3 separate regions of the Mus musculus genome follow, and regions 1 and 2 are each linked to region 3. A link is a loop called in an ENCODE intact Hi-C map of the cell type or tissue named here. Cell type or tissue: heart. All regions are shown on one strand. Region 1 overlaps Cdc42ep4 (CDC42 effector protein (Rho GTPase binding) 4). Region 2 has its middle 6.3 kb from the start of Rpl38. Region 3 holds the start of Fam104a (family with sequence similarity 104, member A).

The links. Peaks named below come from ENCODE experiments on the same cell type or tissue, not always from the same donor. Only the 100,000 strongest peaks of a DNase experiment are listed, where the experiment ranks them.
Region 1: it touches region 3 in a loop (4-fold over the local background); 4 of 42 quality-filtered maps call a loop at or near these places.
Region 2: it touches region 3 in a loop (4-fold over the local background); 3 of 42 quality-filtered maps call a loop at or near these places.

Annotation. Positions count from the first base shown.
Region 1 is chr11:113,739,198-113,747,197 of GRCm38, reverse strand. The region is part of intron 1 of Cdc42ep4 (CDC42 effector protein (Rho GTPase binding) 4); the gene reads left to right. Among named protein-coding and RNA genes, the nearest start is that of Cdc42ep4, 8.6 kb to the left of the region's middle. In heart, a CTCF peak has its summit at 3,987 (motif pointing right); DNase peaks (open chromatin) are centred at 6,887 and 7,827; H3K4me3 peaks cover 411 bases; H3K27ac peaks cover 1,397 bases.
Region 2 is chr11:114,658,305-114,666,304 of GRCm38, reverse strand. It overlaps the pseudogene Gm11689. Among named protein-coding and RNA genes, the nearest start is that of Rpl38, 6.3 kb to the left of the region's middle. In heart, a CTCF peak has its summit at 3,127 (motif pointing right); no DNase peak of the experiment used is centred here; H3K27me3 peaks cover 2,106 bases.
Region 3 is chr11:113,679,413-113,687,412 of GRCm38, reverse strand. Fam104a (family with sequence similarity 104, member A) reads left to right here and starts at 3,262. Exons shown (of 3, transcript NM_138598.5): 1 at 3,262-3,551. The coding sequence starts at 3,328. It overlaps D11Wsu47e (DNA segment, Chr 11, Wayne State University 47, expressed), which reads right to left and starts at 2,979. Exons shown (of 5, transcript NM_001361593.1): 1 at 2,702-2,979. In heart, no CTCF peak of the experiment used is centred here; DNase peaks (open chromatin) are centred at 3,272 and 3,982; H3K4me3 peaks cover 4,415 bases; H3K27ac peaks cover 2,962 bases.

The DNA.
Region 1 (8,000 bases), 60 kb before region 3:
GGTCATTAGTTGTTCTTCGTCTTGGCTCCTTGGTCAATTGTCGTTTCCGGTCTCTCCCAGGCCCTGGCCCCTTTCTCTTCCCTTGTGGGCAGGCCATGGTAAGGGAAACCATTCCCTTCACCCTCCTGCTGGCTTCCTTCCCCTGGTTCGAGCCAGAGGGTTCTGGACTGAGGGTAGAGATGGATGCTGGGTGAGATTGAGGTAATTTCCAGCTCAAGGGCTCCCATCCCCCCACCCCACCGTCTATTTCCTAGAATTAATAATTTTCTCTAGGATGATAGAAAATGGAGTGCCCAGACTGGAGATTTTAAAATATATATATATATATATATATATATATATATATATCAGTGCTAGCCTGCATGTATGAATGTTCACCATGTGTGTGAACGCCTTCAGCAGGAGCCAGGCAGGCCCCATGGAACTGGAGTTAGAGACAGTTGTGAGCCTCCGTGTGCATGCTGGGAACAGAACTCTGATCCTCTCCACAAGAGCAACAAATACTCTTTAACTGCGCTCTCTAGCTCCAGCGATATTTTAAAATAATTCTTTTTATTTGTTTGTTTTTATTTGTTTTGTTTTTGTTTTTCAAGACAGGGTTTCTCTGTATAGCCTTGGCTGTCCTGGAACTCACTTTGTAGACCAGGCTGGCCTCGAACTCAGAAATTCGCCTGTCTCTGCCTCCCAAGTGCTGGGATTAAAGGCATGCGCCACCACGCCGGGTAAAATAATTCTTTTACACACACACACACACACACACACGCACGCACGCACGTGTGCACACTGGTCACAGTAAGGTCAGAAGACACCCTTGTGTGCTCCATTCTCTCCTTTCACCATGTGGTTCGGCATGCTGAGCTCAGGCCTTCAAGCTTGGTGACAAGTGCCTTTACAGATGTGAGCCATCTCATGGGTCTTGGGGAAATCTTTAAGACGAACACAGTCTGTGAAGCAGTGGGCTTCCTGTGGGTGTTTGGTCCTTGTAGCCCTCCCTCATCACCCCTTCGAGGCTTGATGAGACCCCTCCCACCTCCGATGTGCTTGTAGAGTGGAAACCCTGAGAGTTCAGCATCACATTTCTCTGGATTCTTCTCTCAGCTCTGTCCTTAGGAGCTGTGTGACCTTGGTGACTCATGGGCTCTCTAAACCCTGCCCTGCTTTCTCATCTTCAAGATGGAGATGACAGTGTTGATCTGTGGTATTTGATATTGTTGGGAAAAGGACCCAAGATAAAAGCTGTCAGACACGCAGCACGAGAACCTTCAGTACTAAACGCCATTTAGCCAGAACATATAGCATCTAGGACCTGGAGTGTCTGCTCTGCTCCATACTTCTGACCTGTGGCCTGGGGAGAGGACCACCTGGTGCAGGGTCTGGCCCTCTGCCTGAGGCTAGGGAGCATCTCAAATCCTAGATGCCAATTGATCAGGACTAACTTTGGTAGACGTCTCTCCAGACCACTCCTGATTCCAAAGTCGACTGCATTCCCTCTTTACCAACTAAGGGGTTGATTGCTGAGACACACTGTGTTTCCCCACTTGTTAGCTTGGTTCAGGCATTGGAATCGTATAGTTTTATACACTGTTAAGGATTGCAAATTTGAGTGGGGGCGTGGTAGCACGCACACCAATCAATAATGCCAATCCTCTCAGGCTGGTGGAGGGAGGAATCTCTGTATATTGGAGATAATGGAGACTGTCTGTGAGTCCACTAGAGAATGTGACAGTTGATGACAGTAGCCATAGAGCAGTGCTGTTAATAGCATAATGCTGGGAGCTGAGGGCAGCTGTGTGCTAGGACACAGGCTTATTAGCATGTATACAGCCCAGGCTTCCATGTCCAAGTCTGATTACCGCTTGCCCCAATAAAGGATAGAAGGCTGGTCATACGCATAACTTTAACTTTTCTATAGGTTTTTTTATTTTTTGTTTTTGGAGACAGGGTTTCTTGTATAGTCCTGAAACTTACTCTGTAGACCAGGCTGGCCTCCAGCTCACAGTGCTGAGTGAGTGCTCAAATTAAAGGTGTGCATCACCGTTGCCCAGTTTAATGTTAACTTTTCTTTTTTTTTTAACAAACAGATTTATTTATTTATTTATTTTATGTAAGTACACTGTAGCTGTCTTCAGACACTCCAGAAGAGGGAGTCAGATCACATTATGGATGGTTGTGAGCCACCATGTGGTTGCTGGGATTTGAACTCCGGACCTTCAGAAGAGCAGTCGGGTGCTCTTACCCACTGAGCCATCTCACCAGCCCCCTAATGTTAACTTTTCTAATAGTCATATTTTTTTTAAAAAGGTAAATTTTCATATTAACGCTGCACGTCCAAAATATTGCCATTCCCACATAGTTGTTGAAGTTTTTCAGTGGAGGGTCTGGGAAATGGCTCAGCAGTTAGGAATACTTGCTACTTTTTCAGAGGACCTTGGGTTGATTGCTAGCACCTATGCAGGGCAGTTTACAAATGCCTGTAACTTTAACTTCAGGGGAATCTAACTCCCTCTTCTGTGTCTCTGTTGGCATGTGTGCACGAGTGGGTGCACACAAATGCACACACAAACATAGACACATACACAAGACACATACATACACACACAAACACATGCAGACACAGATACACACACTCTCAGAAACGACACACACATAGACACATACACAAGACACACACACACATACATACATGCACACAGACACACACACTCTCACACACAGACACACACATAGGCACGTATACAATCCACACACACATATACAGACAGACATACACACTGATCACAGACACTCACAGACACAGACACACAAACACACACACAAATAAAAGAGAAGTGGACAAAATGGAGAGACATATGCCCCCTTTAATCCTAGCACTTGGCAGGCAGAGGCAGGTTAACCTCTGGTGAGTTCAAGGCCAGCCTGGTCTACATAGTGTGTTTCAGGACAGCACAGCTACCTAGTAAGGCCCCATCTCAAATAAGTTCATAAGTAAATGTACAGAAATTACCTATGGTGTACTTTATATTGTCCTTTAAGATACAAAAGCTTCAACATCTATCATGTGTCTCACACTAAATAGTACACTACAGTCTGGATACCAAACTTTATAAATATTTGATCAGTGTTTGGATTGCAAAAAATTTTACAGTCATACACTGATTCACACAGGTTTTCCCAACACTCTGAAGTTTTCCTGTAAAGGAACCAAACATCCTATTTAAAATTTAAAATACTTGAATTAGGAAAAAGAAAATGTTTCCCAATTCTCACTAGCCACAACGTGAGGACTTAGTGGCCCCTCCTGGCTGGTGGCAGCCCTATGGGTAACTAGGTTTAGGATGTCACTGTGGGTGCCAGGCAGAAACCAATGTTCTTCATGTCTGCTGTAGTGTCCCGTTCAGTAAGGACAGTTGTTGCAGATAGGACAGGATTGTCTCTCCCCTTCTCTCTAGGCTTCTGAGGTAGACTCTTGTTTTGCAGCCCAAGCTGGACTGGCACTTGGAATCCTTCTGCCTCAGCTTTCCAAGGGCCAGGATGAGCAGTGTATAGTGTGCCCAGCCTTCCTCATTCTGAGACACACATGGAAGAGTCCGTAGATGAGAGCAGCCAGGATGAATTCAGGGGGAAGACAGGCACTTGGGCTCTCACCACTGGATGCTCCAAAGCTGCTCTGCCTGGTGAGACTCCAGATCTGCTTCAGAAAGAAGCAGAACAAGGCACAGAAGGAAAGGCTCTGTGGAAGCCGGCCACAGCCGCCCAGGCTCAGGAAGGAGCGCATATCGAACCAAGGCAGCTTTGGTTGCTTTCCACCCATTTAACAAGGCTGGTTCTTATAAGAGTTCAGGAAAATTATTGTTCTTTGTTGCTGTCACATTTTTCCTAGTTTTGTTATTTTATGAGTATGAGGGGTTTTTTTTTGTTTGTTTGTTTTTTGTTTTTTTTGCCTATGCATACAGTCTGTGCACTGTGTGTGTGCAGTGCCCAAGGTAGCCTGAAGAGGGCACCAGATCCCCTTAAACAGGAGTTACAGATGTCTGTGAGCTACAGTGTGGGTGCTGGGAACTGCCATGTTCCTATCTCTCCACATCTGTTTCCGGGTTTTTGTTTTGTTTTGTTGTTGTTGTTGTTGTTGTTGTTGTTTGAGGCAAGATCTCACTTTTTAACTCTGGCTGGCTTGGAACTCACCATACAGAACCAAGTAGTGGCCAAGTCATGAAGATCTGCCACCACAACCCGGTTTAAAAAACCAAACGAATGAACAAAACAGGCAACATCCTGCTCTGTAGCTCAGGCTAGCCCAGAGCTTCCTGTGTAGTCATACTGCCTCAGTCCTCCTGCGTAGACTTCCCCCTGTGCTGAGACTGCGGTGTGAACCACCTACTGCTTCTCTGTTTATTTGACTGTTATTTGTGTTGCCGTGTTATATTTATATTTTATATAGTACCATTTACTGCTAATGTGTGTTTGTTACCAGGGATCAAAATCTAGAGCCTAGCACAGGCTAGGTGAGCAGTCCACCACCACTAACTTAACGTTGAAGGAGGCTCTTAGCTGCAGCGCCTAGGTTTACCTGGAATTTACCACGTAAACGGGACTCTCTTGAGCTAGGACCCTCCTCGCTCACACTGAGTAGTTGGGATGGCAGGACCAGCGGCTCCAGGCCTGGCACTTGACTCTTCCTGGTCTTTGTGGCCCCCTTTTAGTGACTCAGTGGTAGAGGTCACACAGACAGCTGCACTTCGCTGCGTTTCTTTGGGGGTTTGGTTTTGTTTCTCCTGTGAGTAGCTTGCCCTGCATTTCCCATACTTTTAGCACCTGTACCCCCACCCCCCAGCCCACAAACTTGGGGAATAGAAGAGAAGTCTTTGCTTGGTAAGATGAAGGCCGGAAGGCAGAAAGCCGCCTGGACCACAAACAAATGAGGCGCTTGGCAGCATGTGTGTCACCATAATGTAGACAGGCATATGCCAGATTTGCCAAAATATTTGCAGAATAGCACTAGGATTTAAAGATATCGAGCAAGTCTACTGGAAAACAGGAAGCCCCTCCTGCCAATAGAGGAATGGGCAAAAGCTTCAGTGAGCAGTTTCCAAGGAGCAGGTCTGCGTGGCGATAATACATTTTTTTAAAACAACACACTTAGTAATCAAAGAAATGCACACTACACGTTCCGGAGGAAAGGTTATGTTTGTATTTTAGAGTTTCAATTCGGTGAAAGCCTATCATTGTAGCAGTTGGAGGCAGAGGCAGGAGGATGGTTGAAAGTTTGAGGCCAACTCTGTCTGTATCAAGTTCCAGGCCAGTCAGGGCTACACAGCAAGACCCTGTCTCAAAGAGGAAACAGGGAAGCCGGGCAGTGGTGGCACACACCTTTAATCCCAGCACTTGGGAGGCAGAGGCAGGCGGATCTCTGAGTTCAAAGCCAGCCTGGTCTACAGAATGAGTTCCGGGACAGCCAGGGCCACACAGAGAAACCCTGTCTTGACACCCACCCCCCCCACACACACACACACAAGGGAGAGAGACACAGGGAAGGCAGGCAAGCACCTAAAGTTGATCACCTCATGTTGCTGGGACTGTAACATGACAGAGCATCCTCAAAATAGAATGGCAGTGGGAAACAGAAGTGATTTCTTTTTTTCACGCCAGTCTTACAGAAATAATTACAAGCTGGCATAGTTATGGAAAATAGAAGTTATAGAGTCTCAATGAAAGAATAAAACATTTGTGACAGACTGGCGGAATGGAAACTTGGGGTGTTAGCAATGGCGTTTGACATGGCGTGTGATTTACCAGCGCATGAGTGCCTTCAGTCCCAGAAGGAAGGAACAATGACTGCCTTTATTCCCCATCTGTAATAACGCATCCTGCCTGTGTAACAGGGAAATATCTAAGTCTGTACTGCCCCATAGAAGAGTTATGTTTCCTCACACTTTTAATGTGTGTGTGTGTGTGTGCACATGTGTGCGTGTGTGCAGGCATAGTACAGGTGCCCACAGACGCCAGAGACATTGAACTTCCTGGAGCTGGAATTGCAGGAGGGGTGAGCTGCTGCTAGGCGTGCTGACAATCGCATGCCCGCATGTCGGACCGTTTAACCTTGACCGTCTTCCAGCCCTTCTGCTTTATCTTTTGAGACGGGGTCTCTCACTGAACTTGGGAGCTCACCCGTCTGACACAGGGAACTCTCTTGCCTCCCTAGCCTTGGGATTACAGGCATACGCTACTCTGCTGGCCTATGTAGGTGCTGGCAAATCTAAACTCCGGACCTCATGCTTGCATAGTGAGTTCTTTGCTGACTGAGCGGCCTTCCCAGGCTCCATGTGAGGTATTTAATACCTCAGCAGCCACATGAAGCCAGAGGCCACTCTACTGGATGTCAGGTGTGGAATATTAATAACCTGAGGCTGAAGAGTTGGCCCAGGGGTTAAGAACGAACACTTGCTTGTCTTGTGGTGGACCCACGTTCAGTTCCTATTACCCCCATCATGTCACTCGAAAGTGCCTGTGACTTCAGTGTCTGGGCTCCTTGCACATAACTGCATACAGACACATACATATAAATAAATAAAACAGAACCTTTTTTTGTTCTTTTGAGACAGGATTTCTCTGTGTAGCCTTGGCTGTCCTGGAACGTACTCTGTAGACCAGGATGGCTTTGAACTCAGGGATCTGCCTGCCTCTGCCTCCCTGAGTGCTGGGATGAAAGACATGCACTGCCACCACCTGAATAATAAATATAAAAAATTAAATACACACACACATGCTGCCGGGTCACTCTGGCCCCCACCCATCTCCAGCATCTCCTGCCACCCCACCCCCAGAAGCAGGAATTCCTAGGCGGCATGCTTCCCGACACAACCGTGACAAAGCACCAAGTGATGTCTGGAGAGCCTCAGTCACTTTCCCTTCCAGGAAGAGCCCATCAGAGAAGGGATGTTTATCTCTGGGAAGTAGGCTGTACCCTGGCTGGGCTTGGGCAGTGTTGGCCGGGCTTGGCCGGCCTCTGGGAAGGGTGCAGTAAATGCTCAGATCTAAGAGTTAAAGCGCTAACTTGGGTCAGGATTCTGATCTTTCTCCCTGGCATCTGGCAGGGTTGAGGCTCTCAACCCTGGATCAGGGCTTCCTTGAGAAGGATTTGAATCTAGGCTTTGTGCTGACCCCATTCCTAAGTACCCAGGGGACACCTGGCTTGGAGTTCTCACGCACGGATCCTTTCCGCTGCCTTCTCTTTAGGACTCTGTAGGGCCTTGGGAGGATCAAGTTCAGCTGTCCCTAGAGATGACCCTCTAATCAAGGAGTTGGTAATGTGGATTCTGGTCCCAGTCATTTTCAGGGTAGCAGCCTTCCTAGCCCAGTGCTCCTCAGCCCCTCCAAACATACTGCACCAGGGTTTGAGAGAGATGGGCTACCGTCAGTCAGTTCAGAAGATAAGGGAAGGAGGGAGGAAATTAACTTGCTGGAGCCTCAAATCCCCTTCCTGTAAAATAGATGTATCATGAGAACCTCCTGCATGGTTGCTTTGAGGTGCAGAAGAGTACGTGTCTGTTTTCTCAGCCCCAAGCTAGACACACAGGTACCTGGTAAAGGGGAGTCGTTGGCAGCCATAACTTTTCTGCGCATGGTCAGTTGAAGGGAGCACCTTGAGTGACTTCTGCCCTTTCCTTTTCCCTCTTTGTTCACAGTATTGGAGTGGCCGAGCTGGGAGTGTGGGAGGAGTAAAACCCAAGCTCTCACCTATCTGGAGTGTCTCTTGACTAGATCCCACTGTCCTGTGGGTGGCTGACTTCCAGCTCAAAGCTCCCGTGACACTGGCGGAAGGCCAGTCTCCGTTGGGTGGGCGTGGTTGTTCCGAGTCACCTGCTTGGCCAAGAAGAAGGCTGGAGCACCAGGAAGCAGCTGCTAGTGTTCTCCTTGTGAGGGTGAGAGGTGGGGGTTAGGGGTGGGGACAGGTGATCAGTCTCTACAGATCTGGGAATGAGTCTGGCCTAGGACTGTGGGTC
Region 2 (8,000 bases), 980 kb before region 3:
GATGCCCCCCCCCCCCCAGCCCCTTTGTCCCTCCTGATATGTTCTATAAAGCATGATATGGTGCTGTGGGAGGTGGTGCCTTAGCAGGCCCAGAATAAAAGGAAGTTTTATTTGGGACTTGGAAAGGGGGTCTGGAGAAGAGGCAGAGGAAGGGGACCGAGAAGGACACAAAGAGGAAAGAGAAAATAGGGAAGAGGCAGGCTGGGAACATGTAGAAAGAGGGAGAAGGAGAAGGAGGGAGGGAGGGAGGGAGGGAGGGAGGGAGGGAGGGAGGGAAGGAGGGAGGGAAGGAGGGAGGGAGGGAGAAGGAAAGCCCAGACAACCCTTAAATGCCTGGCTCCTGGCTAAGTAACTGTTGGGCGGAGTCTAGAGGAAATGCTAACACCTTCCGTATAGGCTGTGTGGCAATGGTGGGGGTAAGCTCTGTTTTTTAAAGAGAGGGTCTCCTTGTGTTGATCTAGGTATTCCTGGAACTTGCTTTGTAGATCAGGCTGGCCTTGAACTCACAGAGATCTCATGACTCCACCTTCCAAGTGCTGGGATTAAAGGTGTGGACCACCATACCCGGCTCTTTTGGTTTTTTTGGACAGGATATATCTTATAGCCCAGGATGACCTCCCTGAGAGGCAGAGGGTGGCCTCCTTGAGCTTGCAAACCTCCTGTCACCACTTCCTGAGTGCTAGCATTACAGATATGAGCCACCATGCCTGGTGCTGATGTCTTGACCCAGGACTTGTGCATGCTAGGCAAACACTCTATCAACTGAGCTATGTCCTTTGGTCCTTTGGGGATAAACTCTTCCTGTGTTTGTACTGACTTTGAGGGCAAGGACAACGTAGAACTTTCTTCTTCTTCTTCTTCTTCTTTTTTTTTTTTTTTTTGTTGTTTTTTTTTTTTTTTTTTGTTTTTTTTGTTTTTCTTCTTCTTTTTTGTTTTTGTTTTTGTTTTCTCGAGGCAGGGTTTCTCTGTATAGCCCTGGCTGTCCTGGAACTCACGCTGTAGACCAGGCTGGCTTTGCTTGAACTCAGAAATCCACCTGTCTATGCCTCCTGAGAGCTGGGATTAAAGGCGTGAGCCACCACTGCCCGGCTAAGGTAGAACTTTCTTCTTCCTCTTCTTCTTCTTCTTCTCCTTCTCCTTCTCCTTCTCCTTCTTCTCCTCCTCCTCCTTCTTCTTCTTTAAATGTAGACTTTAATAAGTGTACAGGGCAGCTTGTGGGGCAGCTGACCAAGATACATAATGTAGGAGATACAAGTGACCACCTGGAGTTTCTATACTTCATTCTGCTTACATATTTGTTAAGGTTGTTTAATGTATGACTTTTCATTTGACTTTGTGGAAGTCCTTTATTGCAAAGTGAATCCTTCTGCCTGGTGACAAGCAGCAGCCACACGATCACTCTGGACCCCCATGCTGGATAAACTCCATTTCCTCTTGAGACACAGGTTTCCTTCTGTATTTCTGAGGTAATGATTTTATAATTTCTGCAGTGTCTGGTGGCCCCTGGCGCATCAGTAAATCGTACTTCCTTTAGGATGCTATGAAATGACAGAGGAGTGGGAGGGGAGCGCAGCAGACCCCAGAGCTTCTGAGGCACTGAGTTTAGGTTTGTCTCTTCTGTTAGGGAACTTTATTAATGGACCGTGTGGTTTCACTACCTGCACGACCCTGGTGGCGGAAGTCATCTTGCTGCCCATCGTGACCCCCGAGCAGGGGCGGTAGAACTTTCTGTAGGCAGCTCTTGGATATAATGCTGACGTATACAGTATATATACAGTAGGCACTTAATGCTGACTTTGGGGGACTCTCAAGCTGGATGTGACCTTTGAAATCACTCATTATGAGAAGGGACAGGAAGAGGAAAAAACAAACAAACAGGGAGCTAAAAGAAGAAAGATTCAGGTCAGGTACTCCAAGCAGTCCCCAGCACATAGTAGGTGCACAACATATATAAGTGATAACTGGCGCCCGTGCTCCTTCCTGCTGCACCAGTCAGGAGGTGGGTAAGATGAGCTGCATCTACCATTGACAGCCGCCCTGGGAAGACAGATGCTGGCCCACTTGAGTTGCATGATTTAAGAGAGCGTAGACGAAGAGTAAAACCACGAAGGCTCATTTGTTCAAGGACCAAGGTCTTCTCCAGCTCCCCAAGGGGGATAGAAAACAACAAATAACAAGATACACTGCAGGGCAAAGTATGGTGTACAGAGGGAGGGTGTCTCAGGCTCCCAGGGGGGAATCTCAGTGTCAGGATCTGACTTCAGACTCAGACAAGAAGCAGCTGGGAGAGATCTGTACGGTAGCTTCCCTGGGACTCTCAGACATGCACATGATAAGAGCTGCTAAAGGGGGGTCCTGCAGGAGAGGGGGGCTCTCCTCTGGCCAGAACGGGATCCACATTACCTATCAGGGCTACCGTGTCTGTGAAGCCTGGGGGGGGGGGCTAAAGCATCCCAGGTGGCAAGCTGAGGTACCATGAAGAGACAGAAGGTCTGGGAGGGGGCTTGTAGGCAAGCCAGGGCTGATGGAGGTTGGAGCTGGGCTTAAGTCTGGTCTAGGGACTATCTTCTGGTCTTACACCTTTCTTGCTTTCATCTACCCGCTGGCCTTGGGGCTGACTCTGGCAGGGTCTGCGGCAGAGCAAACAGGGTCAGAGAGGTACCCTCTCCCTTCCCTTCCCCTCCAATGGTAACCCTGAAGACCCATCCATTTGGGTTTCTCTCTTCAGTGGTCAGAGGCACCAGAATGAGGCAGAGACCTGGCACTCCACTCACAGGCAGGCAGAGAGGTAGTGTCAGGATACAGTGTGCTCTAGAGGAGCTGAGAAGTCAGCCTGGCATCTGACTTGGACAAATGGTTGATGGACCCTCATCCCAGTATTAGCCTAGAGTTGAGAGAACTTGGGGTTCTCTGGGAATGAAAGTTCTGTGGCTTCAAAACAGATTCCCTCTCATGCTAGAGTAATCTCTTGAGCTCTGGGTTTCTGTGTCTAAGGCTGTTTTTTGGGGGGGGGTTAGGAGGATGGGGGGATGAGGGGACAGATAGGATGGGAGGCAGGTTATCAGCCATTCTGGCTTCCTCTCTGGCTGTCTGGGATGTGGGTGCAGTGTCCACTTGTGACCACACGGGGGTGCTGAGCCTGAGACTGGAGACTGAACGGCAAGGAACCTGCCTTCTGGTTTAAATCCCAAATCTCAGGCTTATAAATTGTGGATGCGATTGGTGTAGTATTTCATACCTACAGGAGTGCTTTCTTAGTTCCCGACGCACTTAGTCTCCAGGAGGCCCCCAAGGGGACCATGCCTTCTGCTGCCAGCATAGCTGGCCTTTAAACCTGTCCTCTGGGAGCTGTCCATAAACCTCCCAGAGGCTCAGCACAGGGAGAGCCTAGGGTTCTACATAGCTACCTGGAAGAGTGGATGGATGAGGGAGGAGTTGTGCTTTTTTAAAATCTAAGGTGGGAAGTCTAAATGAGGTGCTGGGTAGAATCTTCAAGCCGTAAATGGTCATGAGAAGGATGCCACACAACCAGCTTTCTAGCCAAGTGCCACAAAGCATGGCTGATCAGACCACAATTGTGTGTCTCTGGCTCTGATCAGACAGTAATGATGTCTCTTGAACTCTTCCTCCTCTTCCTCCTCCTCCTCCTCCTCCTCCTCCTCCTCCTCAGATAGCGGCTCATGTAGCCCAGGTTGTCCTATGTAGCAGAGGGTGACCTTCTGATCCTTCCACCTACACCTTCTGAGAACTGGGACAAACCAACCACACCATACTGGGTTTATGCAGCGCTGGGGATCGAACCCAGGTCTGTATGCATTCGAAGCAAGCACTCTACCAGTTGAGCCACATCCTTGGCCAGGAACTCAGCACGAGTGATGATCTTTTCCAGACCGGATCCTTGCCTCAGGCTGGGGCTGAGACTCCGTAGAATGCTGTGGAATTCGGATTGCATCCTGGTTTTTCTGCACTTGATGCTCTATCTCCACAGTCCTGGAGAATAAAAAGGCCCACGCCCATGGCTAGATATCCCTGCACAGTTGGAAGTCCCCAGGGCTAGCAGAACAAAGCCAAATAAATATTTCTTGTTGCGCGCGCTCAACAGGCCAGGAAGAACGACGCTGCTACAGGATCCTTCTGCACACGTTTATTCAGTCCTGTTTCTTCTTTCTCTATATCTCCCTTGTTCATATCTCCCCTGTTTATATCTCCCCTGTTTTTATATCTCCCCTTGTTTATATCTCCCTTGTTTATATCTCCCCCGAACCCTGGGCCTCTCACTCTTTTATACTCTCAGTTCCCATCCACGCACAGCAGGCCACGCCACCTCACCAGGCACGCAGCTTCAGCTAATCAGGGCAGCAGGGGCAAATCTCCACCAAATTGGATTCACCTGTATCCTGGTACACCTGCGCAGCACTCAAGATGTTTGTGTCTTATATGAGGAAGTCAGGTGCAAGTCATATGACTTAGCTGCAGTCTCTGGCGCCTTTGGGACTGCCGCCACACCCGCTCCCCACAAATCCCCCTTTTTTCTTTTTTGGCAGAGAGAATGTCTGTAGAAAGCCCCCCGCAGCCATGTCCCTTACCCGTCCTTGGGTGACAAACAGCATTGGTTTGATCCCTGTCTTAGGTTGGCGACATGCCCAGGGAGTCTTATCACTGACTACCTCTCTATCATGCCAAGCCACTCCTGGGGAGATTGTGTTTTGCTTGTGGCAGGTGCATCAAAAGGCCAGGATGTTGATTAATCTATGGCCAGATCTTAATTGCTGCAAGCAAGCCTCATGGGTGAAGGTAGAGGTCTGATCCCCAGTGTGCAAGCATAGGGGCCCTACACAAAACCATCCCTTAGGCTCATCACCCAGAGAGGTCTTGGCCAGCTCCCGTGTCGTTTTTCCTGGGGGAAGGGAACTAGGACACTGAACCTTCATGCAATCAGACATGCCTTCCACAGGATGCCAACAGCAAGCTATCCTCTGTGCAGTGCTTAGCCTCGCACCCCACGGCATAACGCAGCATAATTTCTTTTAGAGCGGCAAACCAAATCTGAGGAGATTGTCCCGCCTCCACTGCAGCAAAAGCCTACGCTACCATGGCGAAAGTGCGGGCCCGCACACTCTGCACCTAACACATGTGCCAAACACAAAACACACACACTATAACAAGCATACATCCCAGGGCTCTCATCCCTACTCATCTTCCCTGAAGCAAGGGATAGATAGCCAGAGCGGCTATCTCTATAAGGGGAATTCAGGGATCAAAAAGGCATGGAAAAATTTGAATGTCATGTCGAGCTGGTATCGGCTTCTGGAATACCGAAAGGATCTCTCATCTCGGCTCCATCCTTTGTGCTTGTGGGATCATCCACCACATCCACAGGGGCAACTGGATCAGGATCCTCATTCTTGCAGCGTCTCACCAACCTCTCCAGCACCCAAAGAGGTTCCGTCTGGTCCTGTGGAAACACACAAACAGACCCTCTCGCCCACGTCAACACCTGATCTGGTCGATCCTCTCCAAATCTCCGGACAGAAGGTCCACCTACAGGTGGCTGCTGAGGAGGCATAGGGAGGCGGCACAAAAGCTAATTCGCCTTCCTCCTCCACCTCGGCTCTTTTATTTTGTCCTTTCTGTCCACCTGATAACACTGTCTTTCTTTTTCCTTTTTCTTTTTAAGCCCTTCTCCTTTTCCGACATACTTTCTTGTTGCTCTGTAAGGATTTTCTGACCTGTCTTGACTGCCTCTTGATTCAAACAGTAACAGAGTCCATATATCAGAACAAACAAGACCAAAACTATCAGACCTACCCACAAAGGGTCAATGGGAGAAAAAAGCATAACTACACAGCGAGGATCTATTGATCACTACACTGAGGTTATCATAGTTCCTTAACTTGTCCCCAAACAGGGAACCTTAACTTGTCCCAAAGCCAGGAACCTTAACTTATCCCAAAACCAGGAACCTTTTGTTACCTTGTGCCTGCTTCCTGGCAACTTTATGCTTGCCTCTATTTTATCCGAGGTCCTTCCCAAACTCCTGGGGTCGCAAGTTTCACTCACCGTGAACTTACCCTGCCGGCAACCACTGACTGCTGAAAGTTCTGAACTCGGTGGGGGAGTCGGTTCCCCGTACGGGCCACCAATTGTCACGCCCACTCTCGACCAGCAAGAACGACGTGACCACCAGTCCTTCTAACAGCAGTTTATTCAGTCTTCATCTTTCTTCTTTCTCTTCATCAGTACCGTTCCCCAGCTGAAGAGTTCTGAATCCACGCCGGATCCTTCTCAACAGTCTGTTTTACAGGAACTTTTATTAACCACTCCTTCCCCGTGATGCAGTTCTGAATCCTCCCTGTAGCAGGGGGTCTTCGCTCATGCCTGAAGATGTTTCTTTTCCCTTGTCCTGGGTCCCAGGTCTTCTCGTCCCGTCCCGAGTTTTTCTTCCCGGGTTTCAGCACCAACTGTTGCGCGCGCTCAACAGGCCAGGAAGAACGACGCTGCTACAGGATCCTTCTGCACACGTTTATTCAGTCCTGTTTCTTCTTTCTCTATATCTCCCTTGTTCATATCTCCCCTGTTTATATCTCCCCTGTTTTTATATCTCCCCTTGTTTATATCTCCCTTGTTTATATCTCCCCCGAACCCTGGGCCTCTCACTCTTTTATACTCTCAGTTCCCATCCACGCACAGCAGGCCACGCCACCTCACCAGGCACGCAGCTTCAGCTAATCAGGGCAGCAGGGGCAAATCTCCACCAAATTGGATTCACCTGTATCCTGGTACACCTGCGCAGCACTCAAGATGTTTGTGTCTTATATGAGGAAGTCAGGTGCAAGTCATATGACTTAGCTGCAGTCTCTGGCGCCTTTGGGACTGCCGCCACACCCGCTCCCCACAATTTCTGTTGTTATTTTCATAACAGGGTGTTATACTCCATCCTGGCCCCCTCACCCCCACCTTTTGCTCCTGGGGCTGGGATCCAGAGCCACACACGTACTAGGTAGACACTGCTCGTGAGCTCCATTAGTGATCTCCAGTCCCATGGCCAGGTTATTTATTTCTGAACCCAGACCACTGATATCTCTTCGCTTTGTGTTCCAATCAGGATCTGGTTTTATATCCCTAACTTGACCTGGTATTTCCTATGTAATTCAAACTGATTCTCAAACTCACAGCGATCCTCCTGCCTAAGCATCGTGGGTGCTGGAATAACTACCGTGCCTGACTTCAGGCCAGGTCTTTGCACCCCTACACCCTTTCTTATATTTACATATAGCCTCAAGTTCAAAGTCTTTCTGCAGGCAGTCAGGGTTGCTACACCTCCTTTGGCCCCCTCCCGAGGGCTGCAGAGCCGCTGCTCTCGGCTGGGAGCATGGTTAGAATACCTTTTCCGTCTGTATGGATAAGAGGAGGAAGGATCATACACACCAAGTTCACTGTTAAGATGCCCAAGAGAGACAACCAGACCCTAGGTCCCATTGCTGGCCAGGTCCTGTGCCACACTTCCCTGCTGTGATGACGTGTATTTAGCCCACAAATGTGTGTCTCTGGCTCTGTTCCCACCACAGGGTTCCCAAAGACTAATAGTGAAGGCAGAGGTCACCACATGGGAGAAGTGTTTCATGGACCAGATACGGTGTGCTGTGGGATAGATAGATCACCCAAGCTGGGGATGAGTCAGGTCTGGGAGGAATCCACCCAGCTTCTTCCTATGTAAGTGTCCAGGAGTACAAGAACAAAAGAATGATCTCACTCCAGCCCGAAGATCTATTTATTATATATAAGTACACTGTGGCTGTCTTCAGACACACCAGAAGAGGGTATCAGATCTTAAAATGGTTGTGAATCACCATGTGGTTGCTGGGATTTGAACTCAGGACCTCGAGAAGAGCAGTCAATGCTCTTAACCACTGAGCCATCTCTCCAGCCCCAATTTGAGTGGTTTTAATCCAGGTACCCTCTTAGGACATTTTTTAAAAAAGATTTATTTATTATTATAA
Region 3 (8,000 bases):
AAAACAAAATTAAACAAAACCTTAAAGATTAAGAAAAAAAAAATCTACTTAGAGCCTTTAAAAGGGAGCACATAACTAGAGGCAAAGACATCTGGGAGAGTCCAGAGTGGATGTGAGCCTGGGTCATGTGGGAAGAGTAGGGGAGGGGAGAAGGCGGAGCCACAAGAGTGAAAGGCAGAGACAAAAGGGCCTGCCTTTCACAAAATAAATGGATTCCATGGGGAAGAGCAGCTGGGAGAAGCTCAGGCTAGGGGAAGGGGTATGCCAGCCATACCTTGTAACTGGTAGGGAATGAGGGATGCTAGGAAACAAGGAGGCCAGGTCCATTATGACACGTTAAATAGGCACCATTTGTCCTGGGTTTGAGACCTAACAATGACCACCTATAATTCTCCTTTTGGGGGAGTCTGGTGTCCTCTGACCTGCTGGGACACAGTGTGCACATATATAACAAACTCATGCAGGCACATAGACATACACTTAGTAAAAAGGTGAAAGGGGTCCACCAGGTGGGCATTCCTCCCTCAGAGCCCCTCCCATTTTCAGGAATTCTTCAATAAATCACACCCACTCTTCTTGACCCTGCTCTTTAAGGCTGGAACAAGGAAGTATGACATCCATGGGGGTGCAAAAACTGGTTTGAACGTTTCTAAAGTTACACAAGCGAGATTCACTGGGGTGTAAGGACTCAGGAGAACTCTTATCAGCTGGGGATGTGGCTCAGTCGACCTGGCAAGCACGAAGACCTGGGTTCCATCCCCAGCACTGCATAAAACCCGATACTGTGGTATGGTAGACATTCACAATTCCAGCACCCTGAAGTAGAGACAGGATGGCCAGGTCAGTAGACTAGCCTGAGATTTATGAGATCCTGTCTCCTAAATAAATAAATAAATAAAGGAGGGTTTCCCCTCATTCAGGAGAAATGAATCTGAATCTCTGCTCAGATTAATATAGCAACACACACACACACACACACACACACAAATAACAATGAGCCGGGCGTGGTGGTGCACGCCTTTAATCGCAGCACTCAGGAGGCAGAGGCAGGCGGATTTCTGAGTTCGAGGCCAGCCTGGTCTACAGAGTGAGTTCCAGGACAGCCAGGGCTATACAGAGAAACCCTGTCTCAAAAAGACAAAACAAAACAAAACAAAACCAATAAACAGATGGGTATGATCTCCATTTTTAAGTTATAAATTGTAATATAATTGATTATTCATATGTATATGGATATATAATCATAGGAGGATTTCTGAGTTCGAGGCCAGCCTGGTCTACAGAGTGAGTTCCAGGACAGAACCCTGTTTCAAAAAACCCCCCAAAAAAAACCAAAAAAAAAAAAAAGTACATTACACACTATATCTATCTCTTGTTATTCTCTGGAGTTGGGAAAGGAGAGGGTTGAATTACAAAGCTCGCCTGTGAGCTATTACTACATCTTTAAAATTCCAAAGGCCAGGAACCATCTCTCCTGGGGATGACTCCATTCTCAAAATCTACTACCACAAAGCATATTGTGTACCCCTGAATGCTCTGAGGAAGCTAAGGTGGTTTAATGGCAGCCTGGACTACACAGGGAGATTGTCTCTCCATCAATGCCCACGCAGACACACCTCTACCACTGACGCTGGTATGTGACATTTGTTGAACGAATAAACATGTTTACTATAACTATTTAATACCGTGACTGAAAATACCTCCTGGCCAGTAAATAGATTAAAAAAAATAAAAAACAAACAAACCCCCCAAACCCTGAGTCTGAAACCACTTTACAAGATAAAAATCCATTTGTTTAAAGCAACCATTACTTTATCGTTCATAAAAGGCACACCCAAACTGTTTCCCACCGAGTGCACCATAAGTCTTCTGTTAGTGAGAATGCACTGCCGCACTGAAGGGCACACGACAAAGACAATACATGGGCTTTCCAGTTTTTTTGTTTGTTTTGTTTTGGAGACAGGGTTTCTCTGTGTAGCCCTGGCTGTCCTGGAACTCACTCCGTAGACCAGGCTGGCCTTGACCTCAGAAATCCGCCTGCCTCTGCCTCCCAAGTGTTGGGATTAAAGGCGCGCGCCACCGCCGCCCGGTTGGACTTTCCAGTTTTAACGGTAGACTTTTTTGAGATGATGGGGTCTTACCTGGTAGCCTTGTCTTCCCTGGAACTCTCACTAGGTAGACCAGGATGGCCTTGAACTCACATAGATCAGCTTGCTCTGCCTCCTGAGTAGTGGGATTAAAAGGCGTGCATTACTACGCCAGACTCTACACCCTACACTTTAACAGGGGTTTCGTTTTCCTGCCTGACCTCTTGTCGACTCTCCTAAAGACCCCCATGCTTATGGATCACTGTTCACGTTTGGCAGAAACTCTGAATATCAGTTTGTGTAAGGTGGGGAGCTGATAGTACTGAGTCCTAGACAAAGAACTGGATTATGCTCCTGACAGAGAAAAGGGAATGCGTCTGACAACCAAAGTTAAGACTTCCCCAAGTCTTAGAGTACACGTATTCTGGTGGTGGTGGTGAGATCACATGGGAGACAAGGTCTCAAGTAGCCCAGGCTGGCTTCGAACTTGTTACACAGTCGAGGATGATTCTGACCTCCTGGTCTTGCAGCTTCTCCTCCCAAGAATGGGGATGACAGGTGTGCGCAACTCACGGCGGGCAGGGACCTCGCGATTCGCCACTGATCAAGCTCACCTCGCCAGCCGCGAGGCAGCTCCGTCCACACCGCCGCGTTCCCACGCCTGCCGGTCTCCCCCACACCTCTCGGTCCGGCCTCTTCCAGCAGGTGGGCGTGGCCCTTCCCGGTACGGAACTCCGTTATCCCGTTCGCCTGTTCCGCACTCCTCTCTTGACCTGCAACAAAGGTCGCGGAAAAATAGCCCAGCCCTTAGCTACTCCATGGAACGGGCTCCGCACCGTTCGGAGACGCGAAGTTCCACGCCGCACACTCTTAGAACCCGGAGCCCACCAACACCTTCCCAACCAGAGGACCCCTGAGCCTGTGGCCGTCCGCGTCTGTGCCTGATGGAGCTCGTCTGGTTCTTTTTAAAATTTTCACCTTAGAGAGGCTTAACGCAGAGACAAGTATCAATGATCGTCAAATAATGTAATTTATCTAAAATCTGGCTTGACTTTTACGTCGTGTCCTGTTTTGTTTTTGAACAGGCGGCTGCCCCGGACACCTAAACGGGGGTCCTGGAAGTTCCCGGTCAGTCTTCCCTCTGGGACCCGCCTCTTCCTGCGTGCGCGGTGATGGGAAAGCGCGGCCGGCGTCCCGCCTCCGCGCAGCCGCAGGAGGACAGTACCACGGCGCCTGCGACATGGGGAGGCGCGGAGGCGACACCGGAAGTGGCTGTGGTCCGGGTCGGCCCGAGGGGGACTCAGCGCCCGCAGCAACCACCCGCGCGGCGGCGGTCAGAGCTCAGACCCGTGCGGGTGGGCGTGGCGGGCGCCGGGACACAGCTCCGACTGTTCGCTGTCGGCGCGGGGCGGCGCCGCGTCGCTCGCCTTCACCAGCTGCCATGAGCGAGCGCCTCCGCCCCAGGTGAGGGAAGGGGGGAACCCGCTTTCTCCGCGGCCCCTCGGCCGAGGATGTGCGCTCTGGAGCCGAGGGGCGGACGGAGCCGGCGGGGTGGTGGTGCGAGGCTCTGGGCTGCGCTGCTCTGCGGTCGGAGGAGGCGGAGGGGAGAAGGTGGCGCCGCCTCTGACACTTGGACCCCGTGGGCAGCCAGGGAGGCGACGCTCTGGAATCCAGGGCTGCCCCTTCTCCGTCTTTTCCTTGTTTTCTTCGTCTTCTGCCCTTTCCGCTTCGGAATGAGGTTTGTTCGGCCCGACGAGACGGACGGTGTGGTCCTTCCTAAATTGAGGCGGGCGGTGGTGGTAGGGGGATGGGAGGGATGGCCGATCTGGAAGAGATGGCTCCCTTCGAGCGAGGCGCCTCGGAGAGGGGACGGGATGCTTCGGGGGCGGGGAGCTGCTGGCGCCCCAAGGTCAGGAGAAAGGCGGGGGTTGGGCTTAACCCCTGCAGCTGGGAGGGCTTAGGGCAGACCGCAGCGCTGTGCCCTCCCTCATCTGATGGACCCGGGTGGGTGGTGACCCACTCTCGGTTGTAGCATTAGCAGGCAGGATTCTAAACAGTTTGGATGAGGGGCCAGTTGGCTGGGAGCAGGGAGGTGGCTAACACCACGAGTTACTCTCAACCCTCACTAGGCGGGCGGCCCCTCGGGGCTTTAGGCCCGATCCAGATGAAGTTTCTTTTCTCCTTATTTTCCGTCTGGGAAGAAGTAAGTTGGGACGCCTTACCTCAGAATGAAGAAGGCTGGCTTTATTTCTTACTGGAAAGTCTCCTAATAAGATGCTTGACGATCTATCTACATCTACGCTAAGTTGTACTTTTTCATTTCTCTGGTGGAGAACAGAGAACGGATTTAGAGAGACTCATTTATTTATCTAAGTCTATTCAGGCTCGCGGCTCTTTATTCCGTAGTCGTCTCAGGCTTAAAGAAGGTGGATCGTAGGCTTGCTTTTTTATTTTCTCTCATAAATGATTTTACTTATTTTATTTTATGTGTATGAGTGGTTTGCCTGTGTATATGTATGTACATCACGACGTGCGTGTCTAGTGTCAACGTAGACTCAGAGGAGGGCTGGGAACAAAACCCCAGTCCTCTGTAGGACTAACAGGGGTCTTCCGTGGCTGGGCCATCTCCTCAGCCCTGAGTCTTGTTCCTTGCATTCTTTGGTTATGAATGTAATCATTGTTTTGCAAGGCTTCTCCCTGAAACAGTTATTTCATGGGACTGGGGTTCCCCAACATTCTGAGATGACTTGATCCAGTGGTGAGAATTTTAAGGTCCCTAGACTGAATTGAGTGACTGATTTTGGTTCTATAGTAATTGTAGTAGAAAGCCTGTACTTGTGTCAAAAAAAAAATGATCAAACTAAATTGGAAATTAGAAGGTGCTTGCCAGAATTATAATCTGGTCCATGGCATTAATGTACTCCAAAAGGTTTAATCTTACTGATTGTACAGATAGAATGAAGCCATAATCTTGCCAGTTATTAGAAATCATTGGAAGGTTCAAATTAGGTCAAGTTGGAATTATGGACCAGTTACAGTCACACCATTAGAGTTAGGGCTGTGACCTTTAGATGCAGCAAGCCTGAGCTGACTGCCATCTTTTAGATTCTTTTGGAATGTCTCCCTCATGTGACAGCCCTCAGCATTTTCTGTCACTAACAGATTTTTTTAAATCTAGTGCTGCAGACAAGTAGTGTAAGTTTGTGCTGATTACAGATTCTTTTTATCTAATATACTTATAGAAATCTTAGTGTGTTTATATATTTTGGTGACTTTTTTTCCCCCTCTTTCTGGTGACTTCTTTAAAAACCAGTTATCAAGGACAGACCTTTCTTGCCTAATTTTTATTTATTTATTTTTTTATTCTTTCTCATCACCCATGAGCTAGCTTGGCCCCCTCTGGTGTCAGACTTTCTCAGTAGACTGAGAACACTGTAGAAGGGTGGTTGTATGGTAAGGAAGTATGCCTTATCACAGATCCTTAGCGTCTACATATGAATTGGGAGAGAGACACCTATAGTAAGAAGCATTTGAGATGGACTATGATTGTGCTTGTCTTTAACCCCAGCCCTCAAGAGGCAGAGGATCCGAGTTCATGGCTAACTTGTTTTGTATAGCCAGTTCCAGGCCATCCAGGCTACCTGGTGAGACCTTTTATAATAAAATGAAAACCAGTTGTTGTACTTTCTATTTAAGTCTGCCTAAGGTTCTTTGAAGAGGACCAGGAAAATAGGACAGAAGTGAGATATGAAAAGTGATGGAGCCAGCCATTCTGGGGGTGATAGATCTAGCAATTGTTTTTCCCTAAGTGGAAAGGAGGTGCCTAGAAAGACAGTGAACCGACTGTAAACTTGTGATCTTGTCAATTATTAATAAGGGTATCGAAAGCTGAGTGTTCTAGGGAGGCATTTAATAATGAAAACTAAGAACAACAAACATGGAGCCTAGTAGAGCTCATTCTTAGCTCCTGACCACTGAAAAGAGGCCCGAGAGATGGTGCTTATACACTGAGAAACTGACAGATCTTACATGACTTGCCCAGAGGCAGATGACAACAGTAGAACAGCCCAGTGCTGCTATTGGTACTGGGAGGAAAATGCCCTGTTACAGATGAGGAGATGGCAAGTTTTGGTCAGCCTCATAAAGTTTGGTTGCAGTGACTCAGCAGCCCCAAGCATAGCCAGCTGTTGTCATGCTGATAAGATAAAAGTTGAGGTGCCAGTGTGCTGCCACTGTTGAGGGTCTCTCCCAGCAGACCTTGTCTCATGCAAAATGCCTGTAGTGGGGTGGAGGAGAAGCTTCTTAGTTCAGTTTATATACTAAGTTACTGTTTGTTCATTCGTTTGTTTGTTTGTTTATTTCTGGTTTTGTTTATCAAGATAGGGTTTCTCTGTGTAGCCCTGGCTGTCCTGGAACTCACTCTGTAGACCAGGCTGGCCTCGAACTCAGAGATCCACCTGCCTCTGCCTCCCAAGTGCTGGGACTAAAGGCGTGCGCCACCACGCCCAGCTCGTAAGCTCATTCTTAAGAGTAGGATGTTTTCAGAGTCTTCAGGATACAAGCTCTTGAGCCAGAGTGATGATTTTGGCTTCTAATCATAATCTTGGTTAGGGACTTGCTGCATATGGAAAGCTGCAACTGTATAACACCCATTTTCCCTGTGTGTGTGTGTGTGTGTGTGTGTAAATAAACTCCTTAGTTTTTTCCTTCTTTTTTTTTGTTGTTGTGTATTTTTTTGTTTGTTTGGTTTTGGTTTTTTAGTTTGTTTTTGTGACTGTCCCTGTGTGTGGTCTTAGCTGTCCTGGAACTCGCTATGTAGACCAGAGAGACCTCAAACTCAAAGAGATTCTCTTGTCTCTGCCTCCTAAGTGTACATACAGATTGAAGGTGACTGTCCCATCAGGCCTAGTATTGCCTTTTATCTCTTTCTTGGAAGCATTTTCTCCATAATTGATAAGCCCTTTGGATGTATGGAACTTGACAGTGCTGCCCAGTAAATTTTTACTATGTAAAGATTTTTTTGCCAAAACAACATTTTGGTAATCCAAAAATTTTCCTTACTCAGTTAAACAACAGCTGATGGCTGCAGAAATGGCTCAGCAGCTAAGAGTGCTTAACTGCTCCTGCAGAGGACCTAAGTTCAATTCCCAGCACCAACATGGTGACTGTCTGTAACTCCAGCTCCAGGGGAGCCAAAGCCTTCTGACACCATGGACATGTAGGCAAAGCACTCATAAACATAAAATAAATCTGAAAACACTAACCAAGCAGAGCTGATACTGCAATCTATCCCAAAGTAAAGAACTGCGGGCCTACAGAATCTTTGAAGTTTTGTTCTTTGCTGAACCTCTTTCTAGGGTTTAGAAGCAGTCATTTGTTTTTGTATTTTGTTAGTTTTATTTATTTGTTGTTGTTGCTTACAGTAAAATAATTTAGGACTGGCATTGCTCACTAGACAGGCATTTTTCTCGGTATATAGGTCTAAGATATCCTTTCCTACTAGGTGTGCTGGTACACACCTTTAGTCCCCGTACTTGGGAAGCAGAGGCAGGTGGATTACTGAGGCTGGCCTGGTCTACTTATACATAGTGAGTTTGCGTTCCAAGGCTACATTGGAACTATGTCCAAATAAATAAATACATAAGTAAAATAAATCCTTTTACAATTTATATTTTGCAGCTTTTTTATAATAAATTTACAATAGTTAGCCTTTTTTTCTTCAGTGAAACAGGAGTTTCTGTGGTCTCTGATCGATTTCGCTTTTGGCTTTTAAAATATATTTAACTAGTGTGTGTGTAGAGGTGTGAGTGTGTTTGGAGCTCAGAGAGCAACTTGTGAGAGTCAGTTTTCTCCCACCACGTGGGACCTGAGTTGGAACCCAGGCTGTCAGGCTTGGTGGCAGTAAGCACCTTT